Regions from separate parts of the Homo sapiens genome. Here region 1 is linked to region 2. The links are chromatin contacts, found by Hi-C in ENCODE. All regions are on one chromosome and are shown on one strand. The core of a region is the stretch at or near the end of the contact, and the rest is flanking DNA. Distances in the headings are between cores, read along the strand shown. Region 1 holds the start of PRKG1 (protein kinase cGMP-dependent 1). Region 2 has its middle 80 kb from the start of PRKG1.

Region 1 (2,812 bases), core at 90-2,589, 80 kb before region 2:
GTTGTATAACAAGTTTCATTAAATTTTTCCCATCCAAGTTATGAAGCCCACTAACATCAGAATTGCACAGTTCCCTAAAAGGCTAGAACAATGCCAGAGTGGTTGCATTAGAAGCCAAGAGTAAGGCAAACAATGGGTCCACGTTTTAAATAAGATAAGTGTGCTTATCTGTATCTGACCCTGGAAACAAGCAACCACCTCTTGGGAGATGGAGATGCTCCATTAGTAACATTATGCACGTTTCTTAAGTAAAATAAGCAATCTTCTCCCTCATATGTTATGAAAAAATATTTCTTCAAAATCAACAGACTAGTCTTCCATTTATGGATTGTAAATGTCATCCAATTCAGGAAATCAAAAATTCTTCCTTTTTCTATGCCTATTTGCTTATGTTTCACACTTTGATGATGACAAGAACGTCAGGTTTGAAGGGTACCAGCGTGAAGCGCCAGCAGGTAGAGAAATCCGGGAGAGCCACAAAAGCATAGAAAGTATGGGTGATCAGACGCATTTCATTTCAAGTCTGATGAGCCTGCATTTAGGATTTTCCAGCTGGGCTGGTTTGCCAGGGCTTTTGGGAGACGGGGGCTTTTTATTTCTTCTCTCACACTCACACACACGGTCGGACACACACCTGGGACGTGTTCAAACTCTACGTACACTAGGTGGCTTATACGAATGTATATGTATATTTAAAAATAATACCTTGACATCTGACAAAGACACGAAGGCAACGTATGTGCAGTGAGTCTGGCTCTGAGAAACGTGCACAGCCCCGCAAGAAGTGCCCGTTAAAATGAAACATTTCTGAGGATGAGGACAGACATGGCAAGCGGGAGGGGCGGGGGCCGACAGACAATACAGAGACCCGCAGCTCCCCATCGCCAGGGCGCCACATGGACCCGGCGCGTCACCCCTGCTTACTGTGGGCTCTTGGGGTAGAAGGGCAGGGTCACATGGCTGAGATCCTGGATGTCGAAGGCGGTGGGCTCGGCGGAGATCGCCTGCCGCTTGGTGCGCGGCTCGCCCTGCAAGGTGCTCGCGCTCTGCTTCTGCGCCTGCTGGGTGGCTGGTCGGATCACCGAGCGGTACTTGTCCAGCTCGTTCTGCAGCTTCTGGATCAGTTCGTCCTTCTGATCCAACTCCAGCTCCAGCTCGTCGATGAGAGCATCCCGCTGCCTCAGCTCCTCGATCTTCTCCTGGAGCGCGTACTGTAAATCCCGCAAGGTGCCCATGCTCCTCCGGGCTGCCGGGGGCTCCTTCCTGCCGCTGCTCCGCGTCTTGAGGCTTCCTCCCCTCTCCGATCAACTTTCCCCAAAGTCGCCGCTGCCTCCCGAGTGCCAAAGCTTCCTACTTGAGACCAAAGCCAGCCCTGGCTTCTGAGCATGCCCAGTCCGCCGGCTCCAGCCACCCAGAGTTTCAGTGCAGATTCCACTTCTCTGGGCTGGCTGTGAGGCTCAGAGCGGGGAGAGCAAACCAGCAGGTCCAACCCGGGATTAAACCTGAGACGCGGTGGGCGCCGCGGCGCGGGGGAGAAGAGTCGGAGGCGCGGTGGCGGGGGAGCGGGAGGAGGGGACGTGAATGGGGGCTCCGAGGCAGCGGCTGGGCTCTCAGAGTCCCTCGCGCCGGGCGCCCAAGGAAGCTTGCGGGGCGTGCGGGGAGCCTGATAAGCCTCCGAGGCGCGCCGGGGGTGTGCGGGTGGAGCGAGGCGGGAGCGCTACTTCGGGGGTGGGGAGGTGGGAGGGAGGGGACAGGGAGGACCCCGGGCAAACTCGGGAGGCCTCAGCTGACTCCAGAGCAGACCAGCCTGGAGAATGTTGAGCTACGATCCTAGCGACGTACGAGGCATAGGGGACTCTGCATCATCAAAGCTCTGAGTTCTGGAGGTATTTTGACGGCCGGCCTCACTAAGGAAAGCTCCCGAGCGGTGTGGCCGAGCTGTCGCTTCTCCCACGCCACCTTTCCCACCCAGAGCGCCTCACACAGGTGGCTAACGCTTGCGAAGAAACTTGCCTCTCAGGAGATGCGAGCGAGTCGGCGCCCGCGAGGAATTCCCCCTTTCAGCCTACTACCTTTGGGAAAGGGTTGTGGGGTAGGGGGTGGGGTTTCCGATTTTAGCACCCGAGGCGTTGCTACTCTTCGCCTGCTCCAGATAGTTACTTTCCTTTCTGCCCCTTCCAAACTCTCATCGGGGAACTGTTTTAGGGCAAAGGCCAAAAACGGATTTGGGCCCTAGCAGGTCACTCAGCTTCCCCATGAGCCCTCCGCCTTGAGCTGGTGCCTGGGAATAGTTCTCGGATGGGCCTTGCTTCTTCCATTTGCTGAATTTGGCGGGGAGAGGGTGGGGGTTAAAAATCATTCCCGAGCTCCAAAAATTTCATCTTGAAACTGAATCATACCTTTAAAAATATTACTTTCCTCACAACCAAGCTGTTAGGAATGTATCTTTCCACTTGAATGGCCAGGAAGACATCCTGACACAAACTTTGAAGAAGAGGGAAAATCGTGAAGGAGCGAGGGAGACCACGCAGGCTGCAGTGAATTGTACACTATACTGCAGTCACCCCCACCTCTACCCACTCCCACCCTCATCCCTGCCCACTCAATATTCCCCAAAATGATCACAATTAGGTAACTTCCTTTCTATCCAAGTGTTACACTCCCATCATGGGAACACATGTTTAGAATCCCCAAATATCTGCCTAATACGTACCTAAATCCCTAATATTTGCTTAAGACATTACGAACTCATCCAATTTTATAGCATCTTTATTGGCAGATTTTTGATTACTATTCTTGGGCACTCAATATT
Region 2 (3,075 bases), core at 73-2,572:
ATGTGTCTGGAATACGTCTATTTTTATTCCTGTAACAGATTAATATTGATTCTAGCCTTTCCTTAAACTCATTAAAAAATTGTGTGCGGTTCCTGAGCATACACTGGCTAACTAGGCAGCCAAAATAAGGAGTTTGGGTGTATGCAAAAAGAGTAAGGGAAAGGATTAAGGATAATAGGTAATTCTTGATGTGGAGTATATTCATTAAGAAAATCAAGAGTTCACAGAGATCTATGTAAAACACTTGGAGTTCTTTGGCAGAAAAACAGTATTTAAAATATAAATGTAAAATATCATCACCATCATCCAAAACAGCTTGCAGTTTTCAAAGATAATCACTTGATCCCTACTGGACATTTCTTAAGGGATCTAAAAATGAGTACCGCAATAAGTCGGATATGTTCTTTTTAAACATGATCATCGTATTGTACACTTGATACTTATGCTGAGAGCTCAGATCTTCCTTTCCTAGTATAATTTTCATCTAAGCATTCCTTAGATACTTAGATCATTCTTAATGGAGATTGTGCATTATACCCTCTGTGGACACATAGAAATCTGGCTAATTGGACTGACTAGATTACAGTCGTTAATGAATTCCATTTCCTTCGTCTACGATACATGCTTAAGATATTTTTGTCACCTATTACGTAAATTTTTAAGATTGTAATCATTCATTGAAGCAGTGTTTATAGGCAAAAGTTTTTCATCACTCTTTTCAATAAATAAAATTCCTACAGAGTCATCCTTCAGTATCCATGGGCGATTGGTTCCAGGACCTCCGAGGATACCAAAATCCACAGATACTCAAGTCCTTTATATAAAATGGTGTAGTATTTGCATAAAACCTACACACATCCTTTCATACACTTTAACTCATCTCTAGATTACTTATAACACCTAATGCAATATAAATTATATGTAAATAGTTGTTATACTGTATTGTTTAGAAGAAAAGGCTATACATGTTTAGTCCAGGCACAATCATTCTTTTTTTTTTTTTTCCTGAATAGTTTTGATCCTCAGTTGGTTGAATCCATAGATGTGGAACCCATGGATAGAAGGGGCCGACTGCACTTTCAGGCTACATTTCTGTTCTTGTTGGTATAAAAACTGGGTATTTTGATAAAGTTTGAAATGAATCTGTAGCATGAATAGTTATCATTCAAATGCTACAGAAATCATAACTGAACACAAGCTTTGCAATAACGCATTCTGTTTCAGCCCCAGCATGCCCTTCAGAACGGCACAGCCTTTTACAAAAAACAGGTGAGGTGTACTCGGGAGGCTGAGGCAGGAGAATGGCGTGAACGCGGGAGGCGGAGCTTGCAGTGAGCCGGAGATCGCACCACTCCACTCCAGCCTGGGCGACAGAGCGAGACTCCGCCTCAAAAAAAAAAAAAAAAAAAAAAAAAATTACAGGTGAGGTGATGGAATATCTACTTGTCAAATCCTTATCTGAACATTTTTAAACAATTTTTATTTTAAAAGTATCTTGTTTCATATTAAATATTGTATCCCAGAAATCCTTTAATAAATTATTTCCTTTCTTGGCCAAAATAAGGTATCTAGCCAAGGACAATTTAGTACTGTCTCTTTAAGTGCCAAGAAGAGTACATAATTCTAATGTTTACTCTCCCCATATATTATACCTGTCAAAACTTTTTAAACTCTAATGAGTCAGCTTGCTGAAAATAAACTCCACACTTCTATTTGAAAGTATGAAACTAAACGCTGAGTGGGAAAAAGTTTACCCTCACTCCCAGTGTAAATCAGCACAGAGAGGAAGTAGAAAAGTACTCCAGCTATTTGCTATAGACACAAATATGCACTGACGGCTACTGCGCATGATCCACTCATGATGAATGTTCCTACCCCTAACATGAAAATGTTGGGAAAGGGAGGGGAAGAGAGAAGGACAGAAGAAGGATGATGTGTGCATACCCAAGATTAGCCATTTCCTCCCAGTACATACAAACAACAACAACAACAACAAAACACCTCCTTTCATTCTTAGAGATTTCTTGCCTCTTTGAGAGCAAATCCTGAATGACAGTGGACTCTGGGAAGGAGGGCTTTTCTCCTGTCCCCTCCATATCCTGGTGAAATCTCCTCCCTGCTGCAAAGCGGTGCTGTTACTGTTCGAGGGGCATAGCCCAGACACAGAAATCTGAAATTTCAAAAATGCGATAAAGCCCTAGCCCGGCAGCCCTGGGAGGCGAGCAGCTGCCGGGTGACCGCTGATGAAGTGGCTTCTTAAGGAGGTGGGCAGATTGATTCCAGCTGCTGAGCGCAGGGCAGGGCAGCCGCTCGGAATGCACAGCCCGGCTGAGACAAGACTCAGCAGCAGCTTCCCAGGCAAGGGCAAGGCCAAATATTAGGTCTGTTTGCAGTCCTGAGAAAAGGAAGGAAAATGCCACTGTTCCATCCAACAGGGACTTTCAAGGCAAGATGGGCCCAAAGGTGCCATGTACACAGTGTTAATTCGTAAGTGGAATGTCACTATGTCACTCAGGAAATCTGAAAGCTGTCTTCTGAGATGGCTGTTCAGAAGGTCCCACAATTCCTTAAGAGGAGTCCTTTCTGCCTGATTCCTGTTTTTCTCCCCACTCTGGCTCCCAGCTCCTGGTCTTCTTCTAATAACTCTGAACCGCTGCTCAGCCTCCCTGGCTCCCCATCCCATATAATCAATACACAAGAGGGACTCCAGAGGCAGACACGGAGGAGGTGCAGTGGGCCAGTGGCAGACACTAAGCGCCCTGGAGCTGACCTGGATGGGGACAGTGGAAAGGACATGCTCTTCAGAAGAGCTTGCCTCAAAAGTGAGAGAGCTAAACGGAGAGAGGGGGACTAGTTTAGGAGTCCCCTGAGGGCCCCAAACTCAGACAGCAAATGATCTAAGAAGAGGGAAAGATTAAGAGAGGTAGGCGGGCATGAAGGCACTCCTAATGGAATATTCAATATCCTGAGAAATGCATTTTCGGCCCTGCACTTCCAGGGACTAAAAGCCAGTAATGGCTTTGGAGTCTGCACTTCCTCTCCCTAATGTCCAGAGGCGCTTTAATGCTGCAGCCA

Evidence for each region. A loop is a pair of places that touch in the nucleus more often than their neighbours do. Pooled maps may share reads with other maps.
Region 1: a loop to region 2 is called in a map of esophagus muscularis mucosa, with 4 times the contacts of the local background. The contact joins the promoter of PRKG1 here to the enhancer-like site in region 2. A Hi-C loop is called at or near these places in 2 of 168 maps with a recorded cell type or tissue (aorta and esophagus muscularis mucosa) and 4 of 50 pooled maps.

The regions. Positions count from the first base shown.
Region 1 is chr10:51,073,014-51,075,825 of GRCh38, reverse strand. PRKG1 (protein kinase cGMP-dependent 1) reads right to left here and starts at 1,339. Exons shown (of 18, transcript NM_006258.4): 1 at 925-1,339. The coding sequence starts at 1,235.
Region 2 is chr10:50,992,743-50,995,817 of GRCh38, reverse strand. It overlaps a transcript of PRKG1 not described here. Among named protein-coding and RNA genes, the nearest start is that of PRKG1, 80 kb to the left of the region's middle. Within about 2 kb of position 1,322, at least 5 of the 41 ENCODE cell types and tissues checked have a DNase peak (open chromatin) inside an H3K27ac peak, as active enhancers do.